2 separate regions of the Homo sapiens genome follow, and region 1 is linked to region 2. The links are chromatin contacts, found by Hi-C or POLR2A ChIA-PET in ENCODE. All regions are on one chromosome and are shown on one strand. Each heading gives the region's core, a stretch centred on a gene start or an enhancer-like site at or near the end of the contact. The rest is flanking DNA. Distances are from core to core; before and after follow the strand shown. Region 1 has its middle 75 kb from the start of MIR550A2. Region 2 holds the start of KBTBD2 (kelch repeat and BTB domain containing 2).

The links. A loop is a pair of places that touch in the nucleus more often than their neighbours do. ChIA-PET counts read pairs that join two places held with the same protein, here RNA polymerase II (POLR2A). Pooled maps may share reads with other maps.
Region 1: a loop to region 2 is called in a pooled map, with 2.4 times the contacts of the local background. The contact joins the enhancer-like site here to the promoter of KBTBD2 in region 2. A Hi-C loop is called at or near these places in 1 of 50 pooled maps. POLR2A ChIA-PET finds 5 or more read pairs at or near these places in 2 of 52 experiments (HepG2 and MCF 10A).

The regions. Positions count from the first base shown.
Region 1 is chr7:32,654,734-32,660,401 of GRCh38, forward strand. It overlaps the pseudogene DPY19L1P1. Among named protein-coding and RNA genes, the nearest start is that of MIR550A2, 75 kb to the right of the region's middle. Within about 2 kb of position 3,403, at least 5 of the 41 ENCODE cell types and tissues checked have a DNase peak (open chromatin) inside an H3K27ac peak, as active enhancers do.
Region 2 is chr7:32,889,561-32,895,201 of GRCh38, forward strand. KBTBD2 (kelch repeat and BTB domain containing 2) reads right to left here and starts at 2,200. Exons shown (of 4, transcript NM_015483.3): 1 at 1,976-2,200. RefSeq lists a silencer at 1,560-2,509 and enhancers at 2,281-2,984, 2,690-2,749.

The DNA of each region.
Region 1 (5,668 bases), core at 2,153-4,652, 230 kb before region 2:
CACATGTTAAAACATGTGCATATTCAAATACAGCAGGCACTGAGTGTATAAAATGCATGGAAGGACAAAGTCACTTCACACAAAGCAAGCTGACCTTTATTCTTTTCTCCCTCATACAAAATTTATCATGAAAGAAATCTAGACAGAGGTGTATTAGAAATTCATTTACAACTATGATTAATCTAGAAACACTGAAACTCTGAATTTACATTAGAATTTAAACCAAGTTAATTAGTCAATAACAGTAATAACACAAGCTAACAATTACATAGCAGCTACCAAGTGCCAAACACTGTTCTAGGCATTTACACATATGAATTCACTTAGTCTCTGCAATAATCCTATGAGGTGGGTAACATCATTATGCCCATTTACAAAGAGGAAACTAAGGCAAAGAGAGATTAAATGACTTGCTCAGATCACAGAGCCACTAAATAGCAGTCAGGATTTGAACCCAGGCAACCTGGATCCAGGGTCTGTATTTTTTACAATACTGTTGTCTTTAGAAAGCCCTTGAACACTCAAATATTTTGCAAAAAGTACTTAAAAGAATATCAAATGTTAATACATTAAAATAAGAATACACTGTGTAGCTCCTACAACAAAAAGTTATCCCTACAAAAGAAAGTTATATCGATTACTGCCTACTTCTATTATAACTAAAATATGAGTTTCACAGTTTTAAAATTATACAAACAATTGATACTTGAGGGCAGGCGTGATGGCTTACACCTGTAATCCCAACACTTTGGGAGACCAAGGCAGGAGGATTGCTTGAGGCCAGGAATTCGAGACCAGCCTGGGCAACATAGAAAGATTCCATGTCTATAAAAAATTTAAAAAATTAGCTGACTGTGGTGATGAATGCCTGTAGTCCCAGCTACTCTGGAAGCTGATTCTGAGGCAGGAGGATCACCTGACCCCAGGAGTTTGAGGCTGCAGTGAGCTACGACCTACCACTGCACTCCAGACTGGGCAACAAAAAGAGACACTGCCTCAAAAAAAAAAAAAAAAAAAAAAAAGAATTGATACAGTTGATACAGACCCACTATTTCATCAAATTACTAAGCCTAAGCCTTATATCACATAAGAAGTATAACGGTCATGAAAAGTTAACTTAAATGAATGCTAGTGTTTAAATTTTGAATCAAAATAATAAGATTAAACATTTAAAGAATGCCATTATAGATTAAATTTAAAGAAGAAAACTGCATTTCCAGGAGTAATTCTGAGAATAGTTTTTGATTACCTACCTCTCCATGACTGAAAAAGAAGCACAACACTGTAACCAGGCCTCCTAATCGGCTGCCACTGGAAAAGAAGAAAACATAAATAACAAAAATCCAGGTCAATCCTAAGAAAAATGTTAAAATGGCATAACATCATAACCTCTGGTATTATAAAAGATTTTAGTCACACTAGAACTCTCCTATGCTTATTTATAAAATAGTTTATTTCCTCCAAAGTATTAGTCAAAATAATCTTTTTTCATTTTTAAAAAATCATTTGCTATCTTCAATATGTATAGACTCAGAAAAGCACGCAAACTGAAAGGGAATAAAAAATTCTTACTAGTCACATTGCTGTACATCATGCAACCTGATTTTTCTTTTTATTTTCTTTATAACCTCATATTTATTTATGTCCTTCAACATTTCTCAAACTGCTTTCCTTGGGACAGATGACATACATTAGGAAAAAGGGTGAGAAAGACGTGCAAGGAAAGGGATCCACGGTCATGAGGATGGAAAACCCCACACTGCCTACCTGCTCCTAGAAATTCACAAGGCACTTCCACACATTAAAGATTTAATTTCATATTTCCCAAATCCCATCCCCAAGCTACTTTTCTGCAGAATACACTTGAGAAATACCAGTTTATGAAGTTTTATGTTTCATTTGTTTTCAAAAACTGGAATAGAACACAAATATCAAAGTATGACAATCAGGCTTATAACTCTAGATAAGAAATTACAATGGTGCAATCTAGTAGTTCTAACAATTAACCTTCATTTGCTCAGGTAAGAGTGAAATATGTTCCCTACTGTCCCCCAGGTCTGGGTAGGGGACATAAGGCTATCTTTAGGTTTATTTCATCATGTTCTGCATCTTTACTCTTGAAGTCTTCTTACTCATTTTAGCTCATGCTGCTTTCTTATTATTCTACCCAAATATCCTTCCTTCTTTTCCTCTATCTACCTTCCTTCTATTTCTCTATCTATAAGTATACCACAGAGAGGTCAGAGAGGAAACAAAGAACCAGATGGTATAGGCATCAAAGGCCTTGTATTTACTCTTGTGATGTATGAATGAGGAAAAGAGGAAGAGATGCAATGGCCAGCAGGGATAATCCACGTAGGGAGTATCCAGGAGACAGGTAGGGCTGGGACCCCAGCACAGGTGGCCTGTTTGCCTTGGCAAAAGAGGAGGAAGACTGCATATTTAGTGGCAAGTACTTTGTGGAGTTTCCATGTTCCCCACAGAGCAGAAGACACAGCCACTCGCTGCTAGAGAGAAACGATGGCAGCATTAAACGTTTGAGGAAAGACAGAAATGTCTGAAACACCACTCACATTTCAGGAGAGTGGTAACTGGGGAAAACACAGTGCTGCTGGGATATCTTAGGGGAACAACTGAGGCTGCAGAACACAAATCTATAGGGTCACTAATCATAAGATTGTGTGATTTTTGCCTACCAATTATCAGCCTAGAAAGCACAAATGAAATATAAAGGGGCAAAGAAACTGAGGACATTGGCCAGAAAGTGTCTGAAGTGATGGATCACTGAAATGAGAGCATCAGATAGAGGAGCTTAGAAAGCAGTACAGGCTAGGAAGTGGACGCCAGGGTTCTCTCCTGAAAGGTGTACCACATCTTCAAAAGAGAAGCACACAGGCTAGGCCCAGGCTTCATCACAAGTGATTAGACATTAGAAAGGTTAAGACAGAGTTAATGGTTTAGAAAACAAATAAATACACTTTAGTGTTTTGAACTTACTCTAACAAGACAAAAAATATAGTTTATAGGGAAAAAAATGTGATTTTCTCTTGCTACCCTCTCCCAATCCTATTCACCTAAGAACATTTTAGTATGTGTCTATTCTTCCAAATCTCTCTCTCTAACCGCACAAACATATATTTTCTGTGTGATCATATTAACATCTAAAATTTGTTCCTTTTCTAATTATTCAGCATAAAGATTATTCCTAATCAATATATGTAAAGTTAAAGGGATTCTTTTTATAGATGGCAAATACTGTATAGTACAAATATATTTATTTAGCCCATTCCATATTACTGGGCATATAAATATTTTTCAATTTCTTGCTATAATAAAAAATGGTGAAAGTAAACATCCTCGTACGTGTAAATGCTGGCGCATTTGTTTCAGGAGGGATCTAACTGTGAGACACATGAGTCAAAGGATGTGAGCTGTGCCCGGAAGCACTGCAGCAGTCCACACCCTCGTCACAGAGTATGCAGGAGGTCATTTCTCCACCCCTCGTGCAGCACCTCATGTGTTTTTCAAAATTTTGTCCTTAGGCAGGTGAAAACCCTTTTCTCACTGCCTACTTGTATGCAGCATCATTTTAGTGTTTTGTTTTGACAACATGTATTTTCTCTTCCGTGAACTGCTTATTCATATTCTTGTCTATTTTTCTATTAGACTATTTCCCTACTTAAAAATTAAGGTTATCAAACCTTTGACTGTCAAATGTGAAAATAACATTTAAAAGCTGTCCAAAAAAACAACCACTTTAAGCCTTCAGAAAGATGTAACTGTGATCTGAGTCACATATGGTTACAACTTCCATTCTCAGATTATAGATTAACTTGCTTTCTTATTTTTCTTGTTCAGTACAATGACTACAGAATTAAACACTGTCAGGCACAAAAACTTCCTGCCTTTTTTTTTTCCCAGAGACCGGGTCTCACTTTGTCACCCAAGCTAGGGTAGAGTGGCACAATCATGGCTCACTGCAGCCTCGAACTCATGGGATTCAGCAATCCTCCTGCCTCAGCCTCCAGAGTAGCTGAAACTACAGGTGTGAGCCTGCCTTTGTAGTTAATAACCCCTGTTAAAGATTAACTTTCCCTGTGTTGTTTTACTTTGCTTAGATCAGACTATAGAAAACCTGTCATTATTATACCCTCTGTTTAAAAAAAAAGTTAAATGTACCCTTCCCCAAAAGAAATACCACCTATAACCAATCAAACTGCTGTGACTATGTGCCAATCCGTATGAATAATGTTGTATTCCTGCTAAAAATGTCTCTGTCTCTGCCCATATAAATGAAACCTAAATTTCCCTACTTCCAAAGGCTGACTTCATTCCTTTGGAGTTGGTGTTCCTGAGTGGTCTACCCTCACACTTTGTGCTTGAATAAACGCTATTTAGATTCTGATCCTTTTGATTATTTTAAGTTAACACATATGTGTGACAAAGTATTTTGATATAATTTGTTGTGTATTCTGTCAGAAAGAATTTTTAAACTTTTATGTATTTAAATATGTTGATATTTTCCTTTATTTCTTCTGCACTTTCTGTCTTGTCTCTGAAGGTCTTCCACACCTCAAAACTATAGTCTCCTAAAATTTCTTCTAATATTATTAACTGCATTTTCCACTTAGCTCTTCCACCCTAATTTTGAACTCTTTGAAATACCCAATTATATTAAAATCATTTATCACGTAAACATCCCTTTTACCAGTGAAATGAAATTCAGCCTTTGTCTTATATTAATTCCTTACAATGATAGACTCTGTTCTATTTCATTCAACTGACTGAATTCTTTATTTTTTTGTATCACACTATTTTTATTACTGTAGCATTATGGTAATTTTAACACATGATTTTAAAAAGCTCCCCACCCCCAACTACTCTTATTTTTAAGATTTTTTAGGTAATTCCTACCAACTTATTCTTACATATAACATCTGAACCAGTCTCCCAACCCTGCTCCCCAACCCAAGAAAAAATTGTCAGGCTTCTGATCAGAATGACATTAAATTTATATATAATTTGGGTTGGGAAGGGCTGTCATTTATATGATGGTCATTCAGTTGCACAGTATATTTCTTTCCATTTACTCAATTCTAATTGTATTCCTTTAAATAAAAATTTTTGGGGCCAGCCACGGTGGCTCATGCCTGTACTGTAATCTCAGCACTTTGGGAGGCCAAGTCGGGTGGATCACTTGAGGCCAGGAGTTCGAGACCAGCCTGCCCAACATGATGAAACACTGTCTCTACAAAAAAAAAAAAAAATTAGCCATGTGGTGGCGCATGACTGTAGTCCTAGCTACTCAGGAGGCTGAGAGTCAAGAATCGTTTGAACCAGGAAGGCGGAGGCTACAATAAGCTGAGATTGCGCCACGGCACTCCAGCCCGGGTGACAGAGTGAAACTATCTCAAAAAATAATAAATTTTTTTTTGGACAACCAATGTAAGAGTCAAGTACCAAGTTAAACTTCTAGAAATACAAAGAGAACATGATAAAATCTGATCACAGTGGAAAATTTTAATTCTTTCATAATCTGACAGGTCAAGTAAGCTAAAGGAAACATATTAGGGATCTGAAGGAGATAATCAACAAGCTCAATATTGTGACTATACAGAGATTACACATCATTTTCTTATGTCACTGGGACATCTAGTTGCAAAGGCAC
Region 2 (5,641 bases), core at 950-3,449:
ACTGCACACCAGCCTGAGTGACAAGAGACTCTGTCTCAAAAAAAAATTACTTGAGATCAACCTGTCATTTCTAATACTGAGTTATTTAAGTATCAGTTGGTCTATTCAAACTCTACAAAACTGAAAAGATTAAGCTAACAAAGGACTTTGAAATTTTCACTCATATTTTATGACACCAGGATCAATCCTTTTTCCTGGCCTTACTTGTCTTAGGAATGTGGGCAAAGAGAAGAGGGGAAGGGGGACTCTTTTCTAAATGTGTAACATTTTTGGAAAAACCAATGTTATCATTTGGCTTTTAAGACTGCATTCAAGTTTCTAGGAATTCACCTTGCACATTCAATGTTCAATGTTTAGGAATGAAAAGCTCAACATTTCTACCAACCAGAAGAAAATCTATGGAGGAGCATGGACATATGTACTGATACCTCTATTCCTTCCCATCTCCTTACATGCCCTGTGAATAACATAAGTTAACATTTTATAATGCTTCTTATGAGAGCAAAAAGGGGAGTAGAGTTACAGCACTCATAAAGTCTTCCTACAAAACTGTGCAAAGAAAACACCACTATGTGGAAACGTGTGGACTACAGAGCATGCTCAACAGAAAGGCCACAGCACTCCCGAGTTACTGACAGAAAACAACCTCTTGAGGATTCCAGGCCCCAACCTAAAAGGGCTTCAATAAGCACTAAGCCAACAGAAGATCAAAGTGAAGAAGTAAGCTTAACATTAGTTATCAGCCAGATGGAAAGAATAGCAAAATTCCACATCATCGAGATTAGAAAACAACCGACTGGCTTTTCAATTTACTTTAGATCAGAAAAAAAAGTCGGGGAAAAAAGTCCTTATCAAAGGTTAACCAAACTAAGTCATTCACAATTACAAGAGATCTAAGACCCATACTACTCAAATTCGGCAAAAATGTACAACTCAGAGGGAAGAGGGGGAAGATCCCTGTTAATTAGTTGCCTCGATAAAAGAAAATATCATTTTGGTCAGTGCACAGCGTTGATAGGGTTTCGTTTCTCAATGCCTAAATGCTGTGAGCCCGACGTACAGATTCAAGTATAAACAACACGTGACCAGTCCTGTTGCCTACGTCTTCATAAGGCTAATTGACACAGAAGATAGTTCACACACACACCCTTTTAAAGTTCATTTTGTATTTTGAATTCTTTTCCTATTTTCACTGGAAGGGGTCACCGTGGTAGCCCGTGGGATGGACGCTCCTCTACCTTTTGAGGCAGGTAGAGTTCTTAGATAGCTAAGCCCAAGGGAAAAAAAGATGTTAACTCAAAATAACCGCCCCACACCAAACTAAGCGATTTTTCTATTCCCCGGTTGTTCAATCCGTAGGGAGAAGGAGGTGGTCGAATTCAAGGAAGTTAAAGATTTCACAAAGTAAACACGTACACAATTTTCCGTTTCAAAGGGCAGTTTCTGCTTTCTTTTTTAAGTCGATATAGACCATAACAGGAGCTCTGTTCGTCTAGACCTCTCTTGGTTAGTTCAGATGTACGCGGGGGGAATACAGAAGGAAGGGGGTGTCCTCCTTCGGCCCACCATGTCGCGAACACGTCGCGAGTCTTTAAGGGAAACAGCTTTACTTCGGTAAGGGCGGGCGCGAGCCGAGGCCAAGGCGCCGCCCGGGAGCCCCGCGGGCGCCGAGGCGCCCGGTGCCGGGGCCGGAAACGCCCAGCTAGCGGCGTACCGGGCCGCCCCTTCCCCGCGGACCTGCCCGGAGCTCCGCCGCCCTGGGGCCGCCGCGGGGTGCGGAGGGCGGCGCCGGCCGCCCGCGCCCCTCCCCCGCCCGCGGCGGAAGCGTCTCGGGTTTGAAAGATGCCGCGGCCGCCGCCTCCCACCCGCCGAGCCACAAAGGGCCGAGCCCCCTCCCGCCACAGCCCTCCTCCCCGGCCCCTCCACAGGTCGCCGCGGGCTCCCAGCCTGCCCGGCGCTACTGTCGCCTGCTCACCCGCGTCCCTCGGTCCGGAGGTGTGGGATCCGCTCCAGCCGGTGGCCCCGTCCACACTGGGCCCCTCCGGCGCGGCGGCGGGGGCGTGGCCCTCCCGCCGCGGCCTCGCCTGGGGTCTCGCCTCCGCCTCCGGCCGAGGAAGGCTGGCGCCGCCGCCTCTTCCTTCCGGTTTCCCCTCGCACCCTCCCTCGCTTGGTCCGTCCAGCGCGGAAAGCAGCGTCCTCTGCGGGCGCCGCCGCACGCTCCTCAGGGCCCGACCACCGCCAGACTCCTCCCCCGGGAGCCGCGCCGCCCGCCCGCCCGCGCCGCCTTGTCAGTCCGGGGCCGCGAGACGCCGGGCCCGCCGCCCCCGCCGCCCCCGCCCCCGCCCCCGCCGCGCGCTCTCGCCCCCGCCCGCGGCCCGGGAACGCGCGCGCAATGGACCGCTGGCCAGCCTGCCGCGCCCGCCCTCGCCACGCCGCCCTCCCGCCTCGCGCGCGCGCGCGCCTGTCGGCACCAGCGGCAGTTTTGCAGTTTCCCGGGTCCTCGCGACCGTCCCCCGCCCCTCCCTTACTCTAGCTGCCCCCGCCCTTTTCCTCTGCCGGATGCCACCGGAAAGCCAAAACAATTGGGGCCGCGCAGGCGCGAAAGAGGAAACGGAAAGAGCAGGAAGGGCGGGGGCGGCGCGAGGTGACGGGAAGCGTAATTGAAGGGGGTTCCCGGGAAAGGTCATGGGAGAGCCCTTGAGGGGCGCGTGCGCGGCAGAGGGGCACTCCGAGTAGCCGCGGCGGCCGAGGCCTTGGGCCTAGACGGGCGGATGGAGAGGCCCGACAAGTTCATTGCTAGGAAATCTAGAGAGCAAAACACCAATTGTTATGCTGAAGGAGGTGTTTTATCCCTTGGAATTTCCCCTGAAATACAGATTTTTGCAGGCTGGCTCGGAAAGTGGGAATGAGTAGGACTAAACAATACCAGACCGGGGGCAGGAGAAAGTTGAGGAGGCGTTGGGCGGGTCGCTTTGTTGCCGCAGCACCTCTTCTCCAAACCATGCCCTCCTCTCTCCAGAGCCGCTTCGGCTTTTCCCAAGGCCAAGGAAGAAGTCAGAGCAGCACCCAAAAGGGCCCGCAGTTGGGGGAGGTTAGGGGAAAAGGGAGAGAGAGACATCTGGGTGCGGACGGCAGCTCCAGCGTCTGAAGCCTTCCGTTGTGTGCTGCAATGCGGCGGCTGCACGCCCCCAACCCCCCGAGTTCCAAAAGAGCGCCTTCAGCGTTGCTTCGCAAAGCGAAGCGTTTGTAGCAGCAGCTAATGGCTGTGGCCCGTACTGTTTTAGTTAACTTGGCACAGCTTGCTGGCAGGCAGGCTGTAAATTTGCTAGGAGCTATTCGTGGATCAAAAAATTGTCAGAAATGCCCACACAGACTCCACCTACCTTCCTAACTTACAGTCTTGGCACAAGCCCAATCTAGAGAATATAGATGACTAATTATAATCTGAAAGGCCATACAGTACATTACTGAAGGGAGCCTCTTCCTGTAAACTAGGCTAGATCAACTGAATGCACACCAAGATGCGTGTTATCAGGAACTACTGATAAAGGATTGTTTTACTGTAGAATCTGGAAACTACATTCAACAAATCTTCATTGAGTTTCCAGCATGCTACCACTGTACTTAGTCTAATTAAGTAGTTAAGTGGTATGATATCAAACAAGCTATACAAAAGATTAAAGTCATTTAACACACACTTGAGCACCTACTTTGTGCCAGATTGGGTATGAGAGATGCGGTCTAAACATGCAGACAACAACAACAAATGATACCTGCGGCAAGGAGTTCGTGATTCATCCTGTGGGCAACAAAAAGCCACTTAAGATTTTTAAGCAGGAGAATATCTTGATAAGATTTTAGAGAAAAAATTCTAAAGCATGATAGATAGCAGACTGGAAGCAGGGATACTAGTTAGGACGCTGTTAATGCAGTCCAGACATGAGTTGGAGAGAAAGTCCAAACTAACAGTGTCAGTGAGAATGGAGAAGCAGAGATACATTTGAAAACTAGCCAGCTATGATAAATAAGACTTGATTACCTAGAGGATGAGGGGAAATAAGAAATCAAGGATAACTGAGTTTTTTAGTTAGGGTGATTAGATGGTGTTATCAGTGACTATAAGAGGAGTAATGAATTGTGAGGATGAAAGAGAGGACTAAAGTTGTCCTTTTAATGGCTGTACAGTTAGGAATGCATTTGGGCCCACATTTTTTTCGAAAAGATTCCATTATAATAGCTTAAACAAGACCTCAAATCTACAGGTAGGCAGTTACCTTTGTTGGTTCAATAGCTCAAGAACAGCAGGGCCATCATTTCTGTGATTCTCTCGACATTGACTTCATGGTTGCAATATGGCTGCAGCAGTTTTAGCCTTCGCACCTTTGTTCAAGGCAAGAAGAGGGGAAAGGGGGTGGCTTCCACCATCCATGGTCTTTTTTTTCTTCAGGAAAGTGAAAGCTTTCTCAGGATACTACATCTCCCAAACTCAGCAGACTTCCACAAACATCTCATTGTCTAGAATTGTAATTTGGCCACCTATAAAGATTACAAAAGAGAAAAACACTGGGAATGGATATTGGGTCAGACAAGTCAGACAAATAGCAGTCGGCTAGTTAGTTAATATTTAAAGCATCCTTCTTTAACACTTAAAACCCTGAGAGCTGTTAGGATGGATTGATGTTCCTAGGTTTCAAAAAAGGCCAATCGCTTTGGTGTGTTATCTTAACTGGGAAAAGAACAGGTTGAACATTTATACTCAAATAGTTGTAGTTGTTTGCCATCCCTTATCTCAAGGTTCCCATCCCCTTAAACAAAGTCTCACAGGGGACTGGAACAATGAGGAAGAAGGGACTGGTGCAGTCAGGGGAGGGTGACTCCCGTTCAGCTTTCCTTTTGCAGCTGCCATCTTAGAATAACTGTAGGTTCTTGGCATCGTTAATTTGATGTTCCGCCTAAAACACCATCTTAATTCCCTTAGAGATCTTGTCTCTGAGCTTAGAAGGCTCTGAGTGATCACAGCAAGTTCCAGTGTCCATTTTAGGGAGTCATACATCAGTATCTTCTAGCAGTTACACAAACTCTTTTGGAATGTACAGCATCTCTCTTGTGATCTGTATCCAAAACATTATTTCATGCAACCCTTTTCCATTAACAAGGCATCTTTCCTTTTAATTATTAATAAGTCATCTTTCCTTTCAACTGATGGCCACAAAAAGTATCATCCTAAAACTGTACTTTAAACATTGTTATGATTCTAGAACAGAAAGAAGATAGTAATGATTCCTAGAAAAATAAACATGCAGCCGGGCACAGGTGGTTCACGCCTGTAATCCCAGCACTTTGGGAGGCCGAGGCGGGGGGATCACCTGATGTCAGGAGTTTGAGACCAGCCTGGCCAACATGGTGAAACCCCATCTCTACTAAAAATACAAAAATTAGCTGGCCGTGGTGGTCGGCACTTGTAATCCCAGCTACTCGGGAGGCTGAGGCAGTAGAATGACCACCACGCCTAGCTAATTTTTGTATTTTTTGTGTAGAGGGGTCTCGCCATGTTGCCCAGTCTGCATTTTCTTTTTCTGAGACAGGGTCTCACTCTGTCGCCCAGGCTGGAGTGCAGTGGTGTGATCGCAGCTCACTGCAG